Linked DNA regions of Mus musculus: region 1 is linked to region 2. A link is a loop called in an ENCODE intact Hi-C map of the cell type or tissue named here. Cell type or tissue: heart. All regions are shown on one strand. Links, peaks and the distances in the headings refer to the core of each region. The heading gives the core; the rest is flanking DNA.

Region 1 (11,067 bases), core at 4,841-7,340, 190 kb after region 2:
TAAGGTCAGAGGTTAATCAGAAACACCATAGGTGATGAAGCCCTAAAGTTTTATCTGTATTTCAGTAACGTGGAAACACAATAACCAAACACTTGCTGTATTTTTCAACAAATAGAAATTGGCCAAAAGAAAATTGTTTTTGAAATAATATCAGATATGTATGGTGCTGACATGCGGGGTGCTCATTTTCAGCTGATTTGTCATGAGTGTCAGGCAAATGTGCAGACATTGAATGGAGATGTGTCCACAGTGAATTGTGGTGTGGATTCAGTTCACCAGTACCAATTATATGCTGAAACACCTTTGTTTGATTTTGATCCTATAAATGAAAACTACTTTTATGAACTTAATAAAAACGTCAGAATCACCCAGCATTGTTTATCAGACACCGTTCTGAGCATAGCAGTGCATATTCTCTCTGTACATTACTTCAGACAGTTGTTTTACTACCTCTCCTGTTTTGTTGCTCTTAATGCCCTCTTTGTATTAAGTGTCCTTTACTTTTCATGTCAAAAAAAAGGCTAGTCCAGGGGCTGAAGAGTTCCCAACTGCCCGTGAGAGGACCCAGGTTTGGTTCCCAGCACCCTCCTCAGGTAGCTCACAATCGCCTATAACTCCAGTTCCTGAGGATCTGATACCTCTTCTGAGGTCTGTGGCCTCCTGCATGCCTGTGGTTCACATACCTGAACTCAAGGACATGGGCATACACATAAAAACAAATAATTGTTTTTAAAAAAAACTACCAGTCCACTCATGAAATCCCATCCAGACAGATGATGGAAGTGCCATCCAAGGCTGGTTGGAGTATCCAACTCCATGAAGTTAGCTTTTCTTTGAGAGTAAATATAACTATAAGCTGGGCATGAGCACAGCCATGGGTAATGGCTGGAGAGTTGAACGTTTGAGGCTAGCCTGGGCTACATACAACCTGAGGCCCTGTCAAGAAACCTGAAAGCCATCACTTTAGTGGTTTGGTAGGAAGTACTTTAAACTGTAACTGCCTGTGTAAATGCTGCCTTTAAATAGGAGAGTCCCAGCAGTAGAGTATTGTAGGTTGCATTCAAGGGTGATTGTCTTTGGAGAAGGCAGAACTTGGAACTTTCTCTGAGAACTCTGTGTATATCTGTTAGTGTTGGCTCTATAGTTCTCATCAAACTCATTATATACTTAAGACACATCATATATTTTACCATAGCATATATACTTTATTCCAAAGCCATGAGTTTTAAAATTGAGCCTCCAAACATAATTGTCCATATATTAAAAGTTGTTCAGCTTCTATATTTTCTTTTGGATGAAGAGAGTTCATGTGTCTTCTGTTATTCAGATCCAGTGGATGGGTGGGTAGCATTTATGTTAGTTTACTCTTGCTCTGCCTGCGTGTGTGTGGCCAGATTCCATCTAGTACGCAAGGCAGAAACTCTAAGTCAAAATTCATTCAATTAAAACAAACAGCAACAACAACTGGCTGGCAAGATGGCTCAGCGGATAAGAGAGCACTGACTGCTCTTCCGAAGGTCCTGAGTTCAAATCCCAGCAATCACATGGTGGCTCACAACCACCTGTAATGAGATCTGACACCCTCTTCTGGTGTGTCTGAAGTCAGCAACAGTGTACTTATGTGTAATAATAAATAAATCTTTGGGCTTGAGCGAGCAGGGTTGACCTGAGTGAGCAGGGCCAACTGGAGCAAGCAGAGGTCCTAAAAATTCAATTTCCAACAACCACACAATGGCTCACACCTTCTGTACAGCTACAGTGTATTCACATAAATTAAATAAATAAATAAATAAATAAATCTTTTTTAAAACAAACCTCAAAACCTCATGTCACCAAACAGCAGTTTGGAAAAACAAAACATTTTAATGCAACAACCTAATGACAAACTAACTTGGTATGTACTGAAGAAAGTTGGTAGGGAAATATTACAAGCCATCATTTTCTATAATTGAGCTATTAAGTTTCTGTAGGAAGGAAAAGCTTTAGTGTGCACAGTAAAATCTCTGCAGCTTACAACATATAGTGATCTCGAGTCTTAGCCGAAGCATCTCAGGCAGTGTTATCTCTGTGCTGTGACAGTTTGTGTAGCACAAACTATTGGGTGTTGAGTACCAAGGCTGCTATGGAGGATCACAGTGTTGGTAAACTCCGCGGAAACACCTTGAGTACCAAGGCTGCTATGGAGGATCACAGTGTTGGTAAACTCCGAGGAAACACCTTGAGTACCAAGGCTGCTATGGAGGATCACAGTGTTGGTAAACTCCGCGGAAACACCTTGAGTACCAAGGCTGCTATGGAGGATCACAGTGTTGGTAAACTCCGAGGAAACACCTTGAGTACCAAGGCTGCTATGGAGGATCACAGTGTTGGTAAACTCCGCGGAAACACCTTGAGTACCAAGGCTGCTATGGAGGATCACAGTGTTGGTAAACTCCGCGGAAACACCTTGAGTACTAAGGCTGCTATGGAGGATCACAGTGTTGGTAAACTCCGCGGAAACACCTTGAGTACCTTATCTGCTGGATTTTTAATTAATTTTCGATTGTTGAACATTCAAAGATATTTTACTGTTGCCAAATGTTTCATGGTCCCTACATTTAGTTATATGACTTCATCATACAGGTTCACAACTCACAGTTTAAGAAGATGAGGTTTCCACCACTGCTTTTTGAGTTGTTGGCCAATTGGGCCACATAGACTCCCACACCCAAGCATTCCAGGCTATTGTCTATATTCTTGACTCCCCTCCATAACTTCATGGTAAGACCTTAATGTGAAGACATCACACACTTGATCACAGAACATGGAGAAATCATGCTAGCACTCACCAGGAACTTTGATCCCTTTGGCTACCATCCATGGTTTTGAATGGTGCCATGCAGGATGCTGGAGGAGCATCACTCTGCTGTGAAACCTCAAGCCTCAACGGTGACTTGCCTGACAGATCTGCCCACTGGTGTCATAGTAGCACGACCAACCACTCTGTGACTGGATCTCAGGTCCCCTTTATGTGGGGTAACCAATGTCTAGCACTGTTAAAGATGCTCATGATTAGACAGGTAGGTCATAGGCCTTGGGAGAATCTGAAATTATTATCCTGCTAAATCAACATAGTATTGAATGACTCCTAATCATTTACATGGATGAGAGCATCTCTCGATCTTCATCAGAGGAGTTTCTAGCAGTAGATGGCAATTAACAGATGCTCCCCCCACCCCGCCACCCATGCCACCAGAATCATCAATGTGCAGAGAACAAGAGACTGTGGCATAGTTAGGCATCAATGGGGGCACATATATCACATACCCCCCCCCCCAAAGTGCTCTGGGACCTTTGTGGAAGAAAGGGCAAAAAGGTTGTAAGAACTGGAGGAGTTAATAGCATCAAAAAGTGCTTTCCAGGCACAACAAGGCAGTTGTCCTCACAGCAATCATGACAGCATGCACAAGACTTGCACATGCTCCAGCCTGGAAGAAAAATCTCTGCACAGAGGGCAGAAGGTAGGTATGCTAATCCCACCACTAGCTGAAGAGCCATTGGTATTTGATAGCTGCTGAAAGAGTCCGAGTTCAAAGGTGGGTAGAAGATCCTCTTCTTCCGGACCTTTCTCAAGAGAAATCCCCTTGGTTGGCTAAGCCCTTCACCTCACTCTGCATTCTGGAGGGTGATCTGCTTCTTGCAAAAGGTATGCTCTGCGATCGAGGGAATCCACTGGGTGACATCTGAACAGGGCTGGGAAACTTCTTGTGATTGCTGAGACTCTGTGATACATTTTGCATGGATTCAGCACCAACACTGATGTGGGCTGTGCAGTTCTTGCCACCCAGGGGGCATGGCAAAGATGGGCTCCTCTGCTAAGGGAAGCAAACACCAACCTTCCCAAAGGGGCAGGAGAACTGGCTGAGTGGCAAGGTGGAACCCATGCCAGCAGGTCACAAATGGGCATGTGTGTGTGTCTGTGTGTGTGCGCATGCTGAAGTCATACATGTTAGCCAGATTCACCACTAAACTACACCTCTGGTCCCTCAGACTGGTTCTCTAATACAGAAGGGAGTAAAGCATGGAAAGGACATCTAGGCTCTGGCCAGTGCCAGGTCTATGAAGATCTGTAGCTCTGGACGGAGACAAAGAACCAAGGTCAGCCACACTGGGTCCTCTGTATTCCAGACCAGCAAGCCAGGAGCACGAGTGGTAAGTCTCTATTATGATGTGTTCCCAAGGAAGTATCTACAGGCCTACTCTGGTTATAGTTAATATATCTTTAAAAGTGTACTTACACATTTTAGTCTCATTTAAAAACATCTTCAGAGCACAGTCTAGACTAATATTTGACCAAATAACTGGGTACCGTGACCTAACCAGGCTATCATGTAAAACTCACCATCACAGTTGGGTTTTGGTGTATATTTGAGTATATATAATTGACTCTAACATCTATCTATCTGTCTGTCTGTCTGTCTGTCTGTCTGTCTGTCTGCCTGCCTGCCTGTCTGTCTATCCATCCATGTCTATAATAAAATGGATTACATACATATAAAGAAAAGATTATTACAATATAGTTCTTCAAACTTGGAGATAGCTAGGAGGCTTCTATTCCCTGGATAACCAACGATACTGTTTTCATGCCTAATTACATGTATAATTAAGCCAACTAGGTTCCAAGATCTTGGGTATCAAATAAATTCAAAGACAACAAATGGATTAGAATGTAAAAAATACCTGTCATATGTACTGTTTAGCATTATATCTTTTCATCAACAGAAGGCTTCTCAGATCTCTCAAGGATCGGCTTGAAGATGACGTGAGCAATTACATACTAAGCCCAGGTGAAACATTTTTAACAACCGACTAGACCACACATGGAGCAATGCTGCCATCTCCTGGTGGTTTGCAGTATCGCACGCCCCTAGAGCAGATTCAGTAATAACTTCACTTGCTTTGATGACATTAAGTTAAGCCTTTTTGAAAGTTTTTTATATTACTATTAATTGTTTTATTTATTTACATCTCACTCTGCAAATCTCCCATCCCATACCCCTCCTCCTTGCCTCTAAGAGGGTGCTCCCCACCCACCCATTTGATTGTAGAAGAATGCAAATTAATCCATTTTTACCTTCTTGTACAAAGCTCAAGTACAAGTGGATCGAGGACCTCCACATAAAACCAGGTATGATGAGGAAAAAGTGAGAAGGAGCTTCGGACACATCAGCACAGGGGGACATTTCCTGAACACACCACCAATGGCTCATGCTCTAAGATCAACAATTGACAAATGGGACCTCATGAAACTGAAGGCAAAGGACACTGTCAATAGGACAAAATGGCACATCGGATAGAGGACTAATATCCAAAATATACAAAGAACTCAAGAAGTTAGACTTTAGAAAATCAAATAACCCAATTAAAAAATGGGTTACAGAGCTAAACAATTCTCAACTGAGGAATCTCAAATGGGCAAGACGCACCTAAAGAAACGTTCAACATCTTCAGTTATCAGGGAAATGCAAATCAACGCCCACCTCCCGAGATTCCTCACACCTATCAGAAAGGCTAAAATAAAAAACTCAAGTGACTGCACATGCTGGCAAGGGTGTGGAGAAAGAGGAACACTCCTCCATTGCTGGAGGAATTAGAAGCTGCTACAACCACTCTGGAAATCAGTCTGGCGGTTTCTCAGAAAACTGGAATTATTTCTACCTCAAGACCCAGCTATATCACTACTGGGCATATACCCAAATGTTCCAACAAATAACAAGGACACGTGCTCCGCTATGTTCACAGAAGCCTTATTTATAACAGCCAGGAGCTGGAAAGAACCCAGATGTTTTTCAATAGAAGAGTAGATACAGAAAATGTGGTACATTTACACAATGGAATACTACTTGGCTATTGTTTGTTTGTTTTGATGCAGAGTCTTATGTACTCTATGATGGCTGCAAACTCCATGATGTGGATGGTTCATGTGTCAGGGAGCACATGTGGTGGTCAGAGGAAACTTTGTAAACTTATCTCTTTCCTTTCATCTTTATGTGAGATCTGGGAATTGAATTCAGGACATTAAGCTTGCATGGCAAGTGACATTATGAATGAAGCCACCTCAAATGCAGTTTCTTAACATGAGCTTTTGTTTAAACAGTGAGATATTTAAAGTATCCGTAACACATTTTAAAGCTACATTTTTCTCTAACTTTTTGAGTTTTCTGGTTTGATGTTGGACTTGAGGGCTTAATTTTTCCCCTCTTGAAATCATGACCAATCGATTTATTATCATATATCTATCAATTTATCTTTCTACAATCAATTCAGTTAGCTACCATCTATCTGTTTCATCACAATCATTGATTATGCTTAGAATCCTTTCCTAAGAAAAGCACCGAATGCCCGCTGTGGAGAAAGATCTGGAAATCCTGTATCTTTTCACCTGCCTGGATTGATTGGGCCTGGGGTGAGCACTTGGCTCAAGGGCAAGCAAACTGTGAGCTCATCAGTGAAGTACTGGCCGGGCAGAAGAAGTTCTGCCTACATGGAACCCAGAGTGACTCAACTTGTGGGTGACAACTCCTTTGGGGGGTCAAATGACCCTTTCACAGGCATTACTTAAGACCATTGGAAAACACAGATAGTTACATTACAATTCATAACAGCAGCAAAATTACAGTTGTGAAGTATCAAGCAAAATAATGTTATGGTTGGGGGTCACCACAACATGAGGAACTAGAATAAAGGGTCACAGCATTAGGAAGGCTGAGAACCACCGGCTTAGAGGATTCCCTTTATTAACTGGAAAAGAGTGGAGACATAGAAGCTGAGTGTTAAGTGGTTACTGTTCTGCAATCCATGGATTTGTATTTCTTTTGAGGTGAACAAAGTATCACAGTGTCTCAAGATGCTTGGGATTCTGCCTAGCTTCTGTGAAACCTGGTACCAGGCTTCTTCTAGGAGTTGGATACTGGGCTGTTTCCTGTTTTCTGCTTTTCCACATTTTAAAAATAACATAATATTTCATATCCCATTCCATTTATAAGATAACATTATCAATTATCTATTCGATATAGCCACAACCCACAAACATTTTTCATTGTCTTTGGTAGCTTTAGCATTGTGATGGCCAGAGAGTGGCACTATTACAAGATGTGGTCTTGTTGAAGTAGGTATGTCACTGTGGGTGCGGTCTTAAGACCCTCATCCTAGTTGCCTGGATGTATTCAGCTAGCAGCCTTCAGATGAAGATGTAGAATTCTCAGCTTCTCCTGCACCATGCCTGCCTGGATGCTGCTATGTTCCTGCCTTGATGATAATGGACTGAACCTCTGAATCTGTAAGCCAGCTCCAACTAAATGTGTTTTTATAAGAGTTGACTTGGTCATGGTGTCTGTTCATAGCAGTAAAACCCTAACTAAGGCAAGTACGTTACAGTTTTCAAAGAATTGTACTTGTATTGTTTAATAATAAAGGGGCTGCCTAGGGGACTGTGTATCTCTACACTCTTAAATTCAGGAATTCATAGAAAAATATGCCAGTGACCAGGATCTTGATTCAGTCCTACAGTCTTTATTATTTGTATGGCGTTTTTCTGCCTTTATCTAATTTCATATTTGTATCTCTGGGCAGATCTAGATTTCTTAGATCTACTTCCAGCTGATCTGTAGATCTGCCCCAAGCCAGGGTTGTTTGGCTCGCATTACCTTCTAACAACAACAGGAAGGCATAGAAATAGAAGTGGGGTGCAAAAGTTGAAGCACACATGTGGAAGCAGTGGGGCTAGGAACTGATTCTGGGAAAAGCCCAACACTACTGCACCACAGCAGAATTTTCTTAAGCGGGAGCCTTAGGAGCAGGGGAGAAAATACATGAATATAAATTCCATCTGCTAATTTTATAGATTCAGTCTGGCACTAAGGAAGAACAAGGGTGGAGAGGGTGTGAGCTTCTCTTCCACAGAGAGCTCAGCAGCAAGGCTGCTTTAACCCTGGACAATACCCCCTGTAGACATGCAACAACCAGACAAGCTGTGGAAGAGACTGGCTCTGGAGCCTTCTTTTGGGATCATAATGTGACTCAGCCTGGCTCATTTTGCCCACTGTGTGGTATGCGTGTCATCCGAAACAACCAGTTCTGCGAAAGAGAATGGTATCAGGTGACCACATGTGGAGCTGGGAGAGCAAGTCTCAAATCCACCTCTCTGAGGGAGGATTTCGTGTTTATTTCTCTATCCTAAGGGTATGAAAGGTGATGGGAAGGTAATTAAGAGGAGGTGTTGGGTGTTACATCTGAATGCTTTTTTCCGCTAATGCTTTATCTTCTGTTGCCAAGACTTGACAGAAGATATATCCTAAGCACACGGGCTACCACTCACCAAGCCACTGGAGTGAGCTGATTAGGAGGGTCCCCACAGTACCAAGGAGGTCTGTAGACCATGGTTGATTGTAGAACTGAAGTTTGTGAACATCCATGGACATCAGATGGGCAGTCAGCAGGATTCGTTTGCCGAGGGCCAGGAAAATGATCGGTGAAGTGCAGTGTCTTCTTTGAATCAGGGGGGAAAACATTCACTAATATTCATCATCAACAATAAGAGTTATCACATTATTAGGCAAGGAGTTAGATTGTAAATTCTTTAGGCTTTGTGGGGTCATAGGCCCCCAGTATAGCTGCTAAAATCAGCTGTTGTAGCATAAAAATAAACAGCGAATATATTAAGTGGGCGTGGCTACGTTTTAATATGATTTTGCTCATAAAAATATGTGGTAGGCAGGCTTTGGCTCATGGGCTATTAGTTGATGATCCTTGATCTATCTATATCTATATATTGATGTCTGGGAGAGAGATGCATGATAATGAAAGACAATGTGAGAAAATCCTCATCAGCCAGAAGTCACGATGCTTTGCTCAACTCTCAAATGATTCAGCTTTAAGATCTGGAGCCCACCAACTGAAGAGGTGGATGAAGGAAGTTCACTGCCACATGGGCAGTAGACCCACGATGACTTCCCAGGCCTTCATCAAAGGGACTCGTGCCATTGGCTTTCATAACACTATACTGGGAAAAGGGGATAATTAGACATTTTCAGGACTATTGGATAGAGGATCTGAGCTAGCATTGATACTGATAGCAAATATATATTGCCCCCCCTTTTTTCTTTCTAGAGAGCCTTATGTGGCCCTTTTATTCATTATCTTAGGGAATGGTTCAGAGCACCATTCATGTAGCAGAGCAGCACATTAAGGCACATAAGGGCATCAACTTCAAATGAAGGAGGTGTGGACCATGGGAACTCCTAGTTGTCACAAATTACACCACCTTCCAGAGGTAACTGGAGCTAATGTGCACAGTCACAGCTGAAACACTAGCTCAGAGGAGAGCTGGAAGGTTAGTGCCATTTCCCAGGACACACTGTACTTAGTACGTTGGTGATGGGTTTCCAGAAGCAAGGATACAAGGGTCTGGAACCCAGGCGTTGTGATGTAGATTGGCCTTATCATCACCCCACCCCCACCCCCAGTGGCTCTTACGAAGGATCCATGACAGTACTGGAGACCTACCCAGAATGATGGTTTGCGTTATAACACTAGGTAGGTCACCAGCACCTGCTATGCTGATATTTGAGAGCAAAGTAAATAGAGGAGAAGGTGGTTACTCATTATGGCCCAAGGACAAAATGTGATCATAAAGGACTATAATTCAGCTTCCTTTTTGAGTGGCATTCGAGGAAGGAGTAGGCTACAAGGGCTATGGAGGTGTTATTATTCTCTGGCCCTGTGAGAAGTAGATTTTTTTGTGGCCCAAAAGGTGTAATATAGTGGTCATGAGAATACACTCTATAGACTTTCAATAACAGGGTGCCTACCTGACCACATAGCTTAGTAGTGTCTTTTCTCTGAGACCCTCTACTGCATTTGTGTTGAGGTGTGGTTACTGACTCCTGAGCTCAGTAGGGATGCTGAAGCAGGTTCAGCCCTGAGAGGAGTGTTAGCTACAGTGTTTGTGTAGAAGGCGAGGTAGAACCAGAAGCAAGACTTCTGGTTCAAGTATTACTAAGAATTTCAAAATGGCAGCCCCAGTGCACAAGTCAAGTGGAGGCCCCATGTGGCTTGATGGGTTACATTCTCATTAACCTGCTTTTACTTGGAAAACATGCATTCGGCTTCAGCTTTCCTGCACTAGATGGGGTGATCTGTGTTTCCCCTCTTCATTTGTTAATATTGTATATTACACTGATCAGTTTTTGTAAGGGAACTCCTCTTTGCGTACCAAGAATAAACCTTACTTAATATTCATGGTGTATAATCCTATCGACTATGCTATTGAATTTAGTTTGCTAGTACTGAGATGTTAATTATCAGAAACAGTATAACTTTTCTCATACCTTTGAATGAGTTAAGAATTTAGTCCTTCCCATTTGGTTTTTGGGGAGAGTTTGAGAAAACTTGGAGTTAGCTCTTCAAATGTTTGGTAGACTTCATCTGGGAAGGCTTTGAGTCCAGGGCCTTTCTCTGCTGATAGATGTATTAATTACTGATTCAACCTGATTACTTGTTATTAGCCTATTTGGATCATCTATGCTCTCATGATTTATGTTCTCATCTTAGTCTTGGTGAGTTTTGTGATTTTTCTGAATTTGTCTATTTCATGTAGATTATCAAATTTATTACTTTATAATTATTCATTCTTATAACCGTTTGCATTTTGGTAGAGTTGGTAGTTATGTTTCTCTCTATTAGTTTTCTCATTGCTGTCGCAAAGTATCTGGCAAGAAGCAACTTAAAGCAGGGTTTATTTTGTCTTCCTGTTCTGTTCTAGGAGACACAATCTGTCAGAGCAGGGCAAGCATAGCAGGTGGCAGATGTTGGGGGTAGGGAGGCTGCTGGTCACCTTGCAACTGCAGTCAAGAAGCCAAGAGTGAGCAGAAGGTTTGATGACCTTCTGAAACAGTGCCACCATCTGGGGACCAAATGCTAATATATGAGCCTACTGGAAGCACCTCACAGTCAAACTACAATAATCCACATTTACATTTTTATTGTAATAATTTCAGTGTTCTTTCTATATATCTTCTTATGAGATGG
Region 2 (11,067 bases), core at 5,513-8,012:
ATTCTGGAATTAAGTATTTCAACCTAAAACAACTCCATTAGATTGAACACCAACCTGTTCAGTTAGTCAGGTTGTTCACTTACCGACAAGATGGAGCCGCTGGTCTCCAGACCCTTGCTCTCTGTAACCACGTCCTTAAACCATCACCCCTCCCCAATCCTGATTAAGATCTCTCTTAAACTAGATTTCAAAATACCTCATCTTCCCCCTGCCTCTGAGAGACTACCAAGACAAGAGACTACCAAGACAGGGAAGTTTAGAAAATGTAGCTTTGTTATTCAGTAGGCTATTTTGGTAATGTTTGTTTGTTTGTTTGTTTGTTTTCGAGATAGAGTTTCTCTGTATAGCCCTGACTGTGCTGGAACTCACTTTGTAGACCAGGCTGGCCTTGAACTCAGAAATCCACCTGCCTCTGCCTCCCAAGTTCTGAAATTAAAGGTGTGTGTCACCACTGCTCGACTTATTTTGGTAATTTTTTTTATTATGTATTTTCCTCAATTACATTTCCAATGCTATCCCAAAAGTACCCCATACCCCCCCCACTTCCCTACCCACCCATTCCAATTTTTTTTTTTTGGCCCTGTCGTTCCCTTGTAATGGGGCATAAAAAGTTTGTGTGTCCAATAGGCCTCTCTTTCCAGTGATGGCCGACTAGGCCTTCTTTTGATACATATGCAGCTAGAGTCAAGAGCTCTGGGGTACTGGTTAATTCATAATGTTGTTCCACCTATGGGGTTGCAGATCCCTTTAGCTCCTTGGGTACTTTCTCTAGCTCCTCCATTGGGAGCCCTGTGATCCATCCAATAGCTGACTGTGAGCATCCACTTCTGTGTTTGCTAGGCCACGGCATAGTCTCACAAGACACAGCTATATCTGATTCCTTTCAGCAAAATCTTGCTAGTGTATGCAATGGTGTCAGCATTTGGAAGCTGATTATGGGGTGGATCCCTGGATATGGCAGTCTCTAGATGGTCCATCCTTTCGTCACAGCTCCAAACTTTGTCTCTGTAACTCCTTCCATGGGTGTTTTGTTCCCAATTCTAAGAAGAGGCAGTGTCCACACTTTGGTCTTCATTCTTCTTGACTTTCATGCGTTTAACAAATTGTATCTTATATCTTGGGCATCCTAAGTTTCTGGGCTAATATCCACTTATCAGTGGGTACATATTGTGTGAGTTCCTTTGTGAATGTGTTACCTCACTCAGGATGATGCCCTCCAGGTCCATCCATTTGCCTAAGAATTTCATAAATTCATTCTTTTTAATAGCTGAGTAGTACTCCATTGTGTAAATGTACCACATTTTCTGTATCCATTCCTCTTTCGAGGGACATCTGGGTTCTTTCCAGCTTCTGGCTATTATAAATAAGGCTGCTATGAACATACTGGAGCATGTGTCCTTCTTACCGGTTGGGACATCTTCTGGATATATGCCCAGGAGAGGTATTGCTGGATCCTCCGGTAGTACTATGTCAATTTTCTAAGGAACCGCCAGACTGATTTCCAGAGTGGTTGTACAAGCTTGAAATCCCACCAACAGTGGAGGAGTGTTCCTCTTTCTCCACATCCTCGCCAGCATCTGCTGTCACCTGAATTTTTGATCTTAGCCATTCTGACTGGTGTGAGGTGGAATCTCAGGGTTGTTTTCATTTGCATTTCCCTGATGATTAAGGATGTTGAACATTTTTTCAGGAGCTTCTCTGACATTCTGTATTCCTCAGGTGAGAATTCTTTGTTCAGTTCTGAGCCCCATTTTTAATGGGGTTATTTGATTTTCTGGAGTCCACCTTCTTGAGTTCTTTATATATATATATGATATTAGTCCCCTATCTGATTTAAGATAGGTAAAGATCTTTTCCCAATCTGTTGGTGGCCTTTTTGTCTTATTGACAGTGTCTTTTGCCTTGCAGAAGCTTTGCAGTTTCACGAGGTCCCATTTGTCAATTCTCGACCTTACAGCGCAAGCTATTGCTGTTCTATTCAGGAATTTTTCCCCTGTGCCCATATCTTCAAGGCTTTTCCCCCACTTTCTCCTCTATAAGTTTCAGTGTCTCTGGTTTTATGTGAAGTTCCTTGATCCACTTAGATTTGACCTTAGTACAAGGAGATAGGAATGGATCGATTCACATTCTTCTACGTAATAACAACCAGTTGTGCCAGCACCATTTGTTGAAAATGCTGTCTTTCTTCCACTGGATGGTTTTGCTCCCTTGTCGAAGATCAAGTGACCATAGGTGTGTGGGTTCATTTCTGGGTTTTCAATTCTATTCCATTGGTCTACTTGTCTGTCACTATACCAGTACCATGCAGTTTTTTTTTTTTTTTTAATCACAATTGCTCTGTAGTAAAGCTTTGGGTCAGGCATCGTGATTACACCAGAGGTTCTTTTATCCTTGAGAAGAATTTTTGCTATCCTAGGTTTTTTGTTATTCCAGAAGAATTTGTAGATTGCTCTTTCAAATTTGTTGAAGAATTGAATTGGAATTTTGATGGGGATTGCATTGAATCTGTAGATTGCTTTTGGCAAGATAGCCATTTTTACAATGTTGATCCTGCCAATCCATGAGCATGGGAGATCTTTCCATCTTCTGAGATCTTCTTTAATTTCTTTCTTCAGAGCCTTGAAGTTTTTATCATACAGATCTTTCACTTCCTTAGTTAGAGTCACGCCAAGATATTTTATATTATTTGTGACTATTGAGAAGGCTGTTGTTTCCCTAATTTATTTCTCAGCCTGTTTATTCTTTGTGTAGAGAAAGGCCATTGACTTGTTTGAGTTAATTTTATATCCAGCTACTTCACCGAAGCTGTTTATCTGGTTTAGGAGTTCTCTGTTGGAATTTTAAGGGTCACTTATATATACTATCATATCATCTGCAAAAAGTGATATTTTGGCTTCATCTTTTCCAATTTGTATTCCCTTGATCTCCTTTTGTTGTCGAATTCTTATGGCTAGGATTTCAAGTATTATGTTGAATTGGTATGGAGAAAGTGGACAGCCTTGTCTAGTCCCTGATTTTAGTGGGATTGCTTCAAGCTTCTCACCACTTACTTTGATGTTGGCTACTGGTTTGGTGTAGATTGCTTTTATCATGGTTAGGTTGGGCCTTGAATTCCTGATCTTTCCAAGACTTTTATCATGAATGGGTGTTGGATCTTGACAAATTCTTTCTCTGCATCTATCGAGATGATCATGTGGTTTTTGTCTTTGAGTTTGTTTATATAATGGATTACATTGATGGATTTCTGTACATTAAACCATCCCTGCATCCCTGGAATAAAACCTACTTGGTCAGGATGGATGATTGCTTTAATGTGTTCTTGGATTCGGTTAGCGAGAATTTTATTGAGGATTTTTGCATCGATATTCATAAGAGAAATTGGTCTGAAGTTCTCTATCTTTGTTGGATCTTTCTGTGGTTTAGGTGTCAGAGTAATTGTGGCTTCATAGAATGAGTTGGGTAGAGTTCTTTCTACTTCTATTTTGTGGAATAGTTTGTGCAGAACTGGAATTAGCTCTTCTTTGAAGGTCTGGTAGAACTCTGCACTAAACCCATCTGTTCCTGGGCTTTTTTTTTTTTTTTTTTTTTTTTTTTTTTTTGGCTGGGAGACTATTAATGACTGCTTCTATTTCTTTAGGGGATATGGGACTGTTTAGATCATTAACTTGATCCTGATTTAACTTTGGTACCTGGTATCTGTCTAGAAATTTGTCCATTTCGTCCAGGTTTTCCAGTTTTGTTGAGTATAGCCTTTTGTAGAAGGATCTGATGGTGTTTTGGATTTCTTCAGGATCTATTGTTATGTCTCCCTTTTCATTTCTGATTTTGTTAATTAGGATGTTGTCCCTGTGCCCTCTAGTGAGTCTAGCTAAGGGTTTATCTATCTTGTTGATTTTCTCAAAGAATCAACTCCGATTTGGTTAATTCTTTGAATAATTCTTCTTGTTTCCACTTGGTTGATTTCACCCCTGAGTTTGATTATTTCCTGCTGTCTACTCCTCTTGGGTGAATTTTCTTCCTTTTTTTCTAGAGCTTTTAGATGTGTTGTCAAGCTGCTAATGTGTGCTCTCTCCAGTTTCTTTTTGGAGGCACTCAGACCTATGAGTTTCCCTCTTAGAAATGCTTTCATTGTGTCCCATAGGTTTGGGTATGTTGTGGCTTCATTTTCATTAAACTCTAAAAAGTCTTTATTTTGTTTCTTTATTCCTTCCTTGACCAAGTTATCATTGAGAAGAGTGTTGTTCAGTTTCCACGTGAATGTTGGCTTTCCATTATTTATGTTGTTATTGAAGATCAGCCTTAGGCCATGGTGATCTGATAGGATGCATGGGACAATTTCAATATTTTTGTATCTGTTGAGGCCTGTTTTGTGACCAATTATATGGTCAGTTTTGGAGAAGGTCCTGTGAGGTGCTGAGAAGAAGATATATCTTTTTTTTTTTTTAGTATAAAATGTTCTGTAGATATCTGTTAAGTCCATTTGTTTCATAACTTCTGTTAGTTTCACTGTGTCCCTGTTTAGTTTCTGTTTCCATGATCTGTCCATTGGTGAAAGTGGTGTGTTGAAGTCTCCCACTAGTATTGTGTGAGGTGCAATGTGTGCTTTGAGCTTTACTAAAGTGTCTTTAATGAATATGGCTGCCCTTGCATTTGAAGCATAGATATTCAGAATTGAGAGTTCCTCTTGGAGGATTTTACCTTTGATGAGTATGAAGTGTCCCTCCTTGTCTTTTTTGATAACTTTGGGTTGGAAGTCGATTTTATTCAATATCAGAATGGCTACTCCAGCTTGTTTCTTCAGACCATTTCCTTGGAAAATTGTTTTCCAGCCTTTCACTCTGAGGTAGTGTCTGTCTTTTTCTCTGAGATGGGTTTCCTGTAAGCAGCAGAATGTTGGGTCCTGTTTGTGTAGCCAGTCTGTTAGTCTATGTCTTTTTATTGGGGAATTGAGTCCATTGATATTAAGAGATATTAAGGAAAAGTAATTGTTGCTTCTATTATTTTGGTTGTTAGAGTTGGCATTCTGTTCTTGTGGCTGTGTTCTTTTTGGTTTGTTGAGGGATTACTTTTTTGCTTTTTCTAGGGCGTGATTTTCGTCCTTGTATTGGTTTTTTTTTCTGTTATTATCCTTTGAAGGGCTGGATTCTTGGAAAGACAATGTGTGAATTTGGTTTTGTCTTGGAATACTTTGGTTTCTCCATCTATGGTAATAGAGAGTTTAGCTGGGTATAGTAGCCTGGGCTGGCATTTGTGTTCTCTTAGTGTCTGTATAACATCTGCCCAGGTCTTCTGGCTTTCATAGTCTGTGGTGAAAAGTCTGGTGTAATTCTGATAGGCCTGCCTTTATATGTTACTTGACCTTTCTCTCTTACTGCTTTTAATATTCTATCTTTATTTAGTGCATTTGTTGTTCTGATTATTATGTGTCGGGAGAATTTTCTTTTCTGGTCCAGTCTATTTGGAGTTCTATAGGCTTCTTGTATGTTCATGGGCATCTCTTTCTTTAGGCTTGGGAAGTTTTCTTCTATAATTTTGTTGAAGATATTTGCTGGCCCTTTAAGTTGAAAATCTTCATTCTCATCAACTCCTATTATCCATAAGTTTGGTCTTCTCATTGTGTCCTGGATTTCAAGGATGTTTTGAGTTAGGATCTTTTTGTGTTTTGTATTTTCTTTGATTGTTGTTTCGATGTTCTCTATGGAATCTTCTGCACCTGAGATTCTCTCTTTCATCTCTTGTATTCTGTTGCTGATGCTTGCATCTATGGTTCCAGATTTCTTTCCTAGGGTTTCTATCTCCAGCGTTGCCTCACTTTGGGTTTTCTTTATTGTGTCTACTTCCCTTTTTAGGTCTAGTATGGTTTTGTTTATTTCCATCACCTGTTTGGATGTGTTTTCCTGTTTTTCTTTAAGGACTTCTACCTGTTTGGTTGTGTTTTCCTGTTTTTCTTTAAGGACTTGTAACTGTTTAGCAGTGTTCTCCTGTATTTCTTTAAGTGAGTTATTAAAGTCTTTCTTGATGTCCTCTACCATCATCATGAGATATGCTTTTAAATCCAGGTCTTGCTTTTCGGTTGTGTTGGGGTGCCCAGGACTAGGTGGGGTGGGAGTGCTGTGTTCTGATGATGGAGAGTGGTCTTGATTTCTGTTAGTAGGATTCTTACGTTTGCCTTTCGCCATCTGGTATTCTCTAGAGCTAGTTGTTATCGTTGTCTCTGGTTAGAGCTTATTCCTCAGGTGATTCTGTTAGCCTCTATCAGCAGACCTGGGAGACTCGCTCTCTCCTCTGAGTTTGAGTGGTCAGAGCACTCTCTGCAGGCAAGCTCTCCTTTTACAGGAAAGGTGCACAGATATCTGGCCTTAGGATCTCCCTCCTGTCCGAAGACGAAGGCCCAAAACAGGACCTCTCCTGAAGCTGAGTTGCTTTGGCCTGTCCCAGAAGCTGTTAGCTTCTGTATTCTACATTCTCACCTGTGCAGAATACTCTTGGAGGAGTCCTGGAACCAAGATGTGTGCAGCTGATGCTCAGGCAAAGCGCTCCCTGGCTTGGCGGATCTCTATCCTCTGGACGGGAAAGTGGCCAGCTGTCTGGGACCCAAAAAGGCCTTAGAAGCTCTGTGGTTCCCGCCTGTCCCAGAAGCTTTTAGCTTCTGTATTCCGTACTCTCACCTGTGCAGAACACACTCGGCGGGGTCCCGGAACCAAGATGTCTGCTGCCGATGCTCAGGCAAAGCGCTTCCGGATTTTGGTAATTTTTTGATGGCGCCAAAAATCACTGCTGTTCAAAAAATAGAGACTTGAGAGGTTAGGAGGAAGAACAATTAAGGAAGTAAAAGATCAACTCAGAATCTCTTATAAAAAATTCCAGCAAGAACAAAATGATGGGAGAAAAATATCAAAGAATTCCAGATTTCTTAGTACTTACCACCTGATTCATCAAGGAAGATCCACCCAAGAATACAAGCAGAAAATTTCAGAAAACTGAGACCTGACAGGCAGAAGGAAACATTGGTTTTCTGTAGTGAGACCGTTGGCCACCAGGTGGCAGGGGTGCCTCAAAGGGGGTCAATTAAAACACAGGGTTTCTCTAAGACAATAGAAAGAAGTTGTCAGGCTCTAGAGGCTATGAGGACGAGGTAGGTGGGTGGGGTTTTAAAGATCGAATTTTAAAGTGTAATTCTTGTGGTGGACACAAAGTTTCTCTCATGCAGGCATTCTACAAACATTCATCATTAATTAAAAAAAAATTCATATATGTGTAGGAGTGTTTTACCTACATGTATGTATGTGCTCCAAGTGAGTGCCTGGTGCCCTCGGAGGCAAGGGATCAATGGATCCCCTGGAACTGGAGTTATAGATAGTTGTGAGCCACCATATGGGTGCAGGGAACTGAACCTCAGTCCTCTGTGGGATCAATAAATGCTCCTAACTGCTGTGCCATCTCCTTAGCCCTGGTGGCATTTCTTCTGTCTCGATTTATTTGTTTTTATTTTAATAATGTTTTTGTTAATTATTTGAAAACTTCATACTGTCTTTTTAAATTATTTATTTTATATTTTGAGATACTTACATAATTTTTCCTCTTTCCTATCCTCCCTCCAAAAACTCCCACTTAAATCTGCTCAGTTGTATAATGTTACTTCCATGTATGTTTTCAAGGCTGGCCATTTGGTATTGGATCACCAGCTAGTGTGCTGGTCCCTGGGGCAGACTATTGCTCCCACTCCCAGCATTCTTCAGTTCCCTGTTGTTCTTTGTGTGGGTAGAAGCCTCCTGGGTTCCCCCTATCTCTTCACTCACTGCCCTGACTGAGATGGTTTTGAAGATGAGGCTCTGGAACAGCTAGAGACCTAATGATAGTCTCTGTGTGGCCTTTCCTAAAGAAACATGTCTAAGTCCCACTGTGGATCTTCCTGAGAGTCAGTGTTGCGTGTGATTCAGACAGAAGCTGTATAGTCAGTATGATCTGGTCTCAGAGGTCACAAGTGTCACCTCCACATCCTAATGCAGAGGGCAGTGAACTATCGCCTGAAGCTAACCCTGCCTGCCCTGTTTTGCCTGCCCTCTGTGCAGCACCCACCAGCACGGGAAGCCTGATAACCTCAGCCCTGGCAATGTTTTGCTGACAAGTCTCTATAGCCTTAGTTTTCTTGTACTTTGAGGAAGAGGCCTCTAAAACTTCCTAAAGTCAAAATGATGAATTTAGACCCTATGAGTTTCGTTTTGTGAGAAGTTAAAAACCTAGAATAGTAGCAAATAGGCCACTGTAAGATTTTTACCTAATTCATTTTTTCTTTAGAGAAAAAAAAAACTTTATTTTACTCTGGGTGTTTGGCCCAAACCCTAAACACTAGTGATATCCACACAGTTTAAAAACACTCTACACAACCATTTCCATTTTAATTACTGGATTAGATTCCCCCCTTTGATCTGAAACTCTTCAACCCTATTTTATCAATCCGTCAACTTCTTGAAGGATTTTGAACTTTGGGGAAATCTTGGATCTTGCTGAAGCTGAATTTTCAGTGCTTGATGTGACTGGGGTAAAAATGCGCATTTTCCAAAGGACAGACAGTATCACCTGGCTGCAGGCCCAAGATGTAGGTGAGCAAAACCCGACACTATTGAAGGACACACTCTGCCTGTATCTCCTGACCTCTGATATGGCTGGCAGGACAGCTCCTGGTTCATCCCATAGAACTGCCAACGGCCTTGGCAAGGAAGCAGCCCCATGAAAGGGAAATGTTTTGGGTTCTAGGCATACACGATGATCCGTTGTCACCTGGATTGATTGTAATGGTGTCAACTACTCAACAGTTGGTCTGTACTGTTACTCCTTAACTGGAGTAATCTGAATCCCTATCTTTGTAGTCTCATTCAAGACACTTTTACTGGAAACCACAAGCCAGGCCCAGATCCTCTCCCTGCTGTGTGGAAAAGCCACAGCTGCCAAAAGGCGATTGGCATGCCAAATTTTCACTCTTTGGAGCCAGTTCTTTAGCATTTGTAGATCCCTTGAAAAGCACAGGAACTCCTCCAAAGCATCCTTCTAGAGTATTTATTTGGTTGAGAGTATTGGAAATTCGTCTTTCAGGTTGTAATGCATTTGCAGGGTGTGGGTGCCCACACATGCTCCTTCCTAAAGCCACAGAGCAGACTGCGTTCCACCTGTTCTAGGTACGGCAGCTCCCCACTTGGTGGGGACTCTGTGCCTTGCTGCTGAGTGACAGGCACCCCAATAATATTTTTAATATTATTAAATATTATAAATTATATAAAATATATAAATTTTAAACTATAAAGAAAATGTCAAAACATGTAGTATGGTGCCAGGGGAAGTCCCTTGGGTGTCTGGAAAGAAATAAACTACCCAAGCCAAGGGAATGTCCAACATTTGGTAAATGCTATCTCAGAAAATAGTCACTAACTATTCTTAGTTACTCTCACTTTTGGGAAAGGGGGTAACATCTAAGTCTTAGGGTTCCTATTGCTGTGATGAAACACCATGATCAGAAACAACTTGAGGAAGGAACCCCACAGCTTATATAAGCCCATTACTGAGGGATGCTAGGCAGGAACTCAAGCAGTGCTGGTACCTGGAGGTCTAAGCTGATGCAAAGGCTATGAAGGTAATGCTGCTTACTGGCTTGCTCCTTGTGGCTTGCTCATCCTGCTTTCTTATAGAACCCAGGACCCCCATCTCAAGAGTGGTACTGTCCACAGTGAGCTGTGCCCTCCCACACAGATCATCAATCACGAAAATGGCTAACAGGCTCGCCTACAGACCAATCCAGTTGGGGGGTATTTTCTTAATTGAGGTTCTCTCTTCCAAAATGACTTTAATTGATATCAAGTTGACATAAAAGTAGTCAGTACACACTCCCAGAAATTGTAAAGACCTGCTTGATTGACCTCTGTAACGGAGGAGTTGGAACCAAACCACCATGTTTTCCTAGACTCAGCCTGGGTGAGTCAGATTCTCAGGAAAAGATCTACAGTTAGGGGTCAGCCTCAGGGCTGACAGAGTCTTTCCTAACCCATACTAAATAACAGGAAGTTAACAAGGTTGTAAGCAAACTAGTAGCTTACTATTAGCTGTGGAGCAGACAGTTCTGCTTTCATTATGACAGAAGAACATAGTAATTTATAAGAGAGCTAATTCAACCTCTAGGCAGTGGGCTAGAGAGTCTCTAAGTGTCCTCTTGGTGATGGTCAGCCAGCAGGGGACTGAGTGAACTCTAGAGTGAAGGGGATTGACGGAGTTTTCTCTGAGCTCATCTAGGTAGCCATCTTGGGTCTAGAAAACAAACAGTAATGAATGAAGGCTTGTGTGTGTGTGTGTGTGTGTGTGTGTGTGTGTGTGTGTGTGTAAATTCCAAAGATCGTGACTGAAGCCAAATCAAAGCTAGTGCCCACACCAATGACCAGCCCATATTGCATGAGTGTATTTCCAGGGTTTCACGCAGTAGACAGGAAGATACTTTTGTTGTGTTTATGTTCTGTCTTACTGACACATTACCTGGGTGATGTGGTTTTTTTTTGGGGGGGGGGTCAGTTAGTCACAGCAGCTCTGCACGTGTTAGATATTTTTGTAATGTGGTAAATAACATAAATCTTTTCCATTAGTTAACCTATCTTCACCATCAAATTGCTCAGCCCCTCAGATTCTTTGCTGAGTCTACACACACACACACACACACACACACACACACACACTTAAGAAATTTCCCCCATGAGAGGAGCGCATTTCTGCCGCCAATCAGTTCACTTCAGGCTCTTCTGATGACTGATCACCTGGATCGCCAAATTACAAAATCAGGCACCCTCCCCCACCAACTAAAGTACCTTAGTGCTCCTGCTTCTTGGGCTGCTCTGTAAGCTTGGTAGCCAGGGTTCTTTAATTTGTGAGGACTGGAATCCTGATCCTAGTTATCTTGTAGAAAGTGATGCTGACTCTCCTACCACACACCTGCCCAGTCTGAACCTTCGCTGTTGGGAATCCATGTTTTAGTGGCGGTGACTTTGAAGGGTGTCATGTGCACTGGGAGAATCTCTTGTTAAATGTGGG

What was found. Peaks named below come from ENCODE experiments on the same cell type or tissue, not always from the same donor. Only the 100,000 strongest peaks of a DNase experiment are listed, where the experiment ranks them.
Region 1: it touches region 2 in a loop (17-fold over the local background); 22 of 42 quality-filtered maps call a loop at or near these places.

What each region holds. Positions count from the first base shown.
Region 1 is chr2:122,749,105-122,760,171 of GRCm38, forward strand. Bloc1s6 (biogenesis of lysosomal organelles complex-1, subunit 6, pallidin) reads left to right here. Exons shown (of 5, transcript NM_019788.3): 5 at 1-383. Among named protein-coding and RNA genes, the nearest start is that of Sqor, 11 kb to the right of the region's middle. In heart, for the core only: no CTCF peak of the experiment used is centred there; no DNase peak of the experiment used is centred there.
Region 2 is chr2:122,562,582-122,573,648 of GRCm38, forward strand. Gm34325 (a long non-coding RNA gene) reads left to right here and starts at 7,112. Exons shown (of 3, transcript XR_003953895.1): 1 at 7,112-7,135. It also overlaps the pseudogene Gm17958. In heart, for the core only: a CTCF peak has its summit at 7,040 (motif pointing right); no DNase peak of the experiment used is centred there.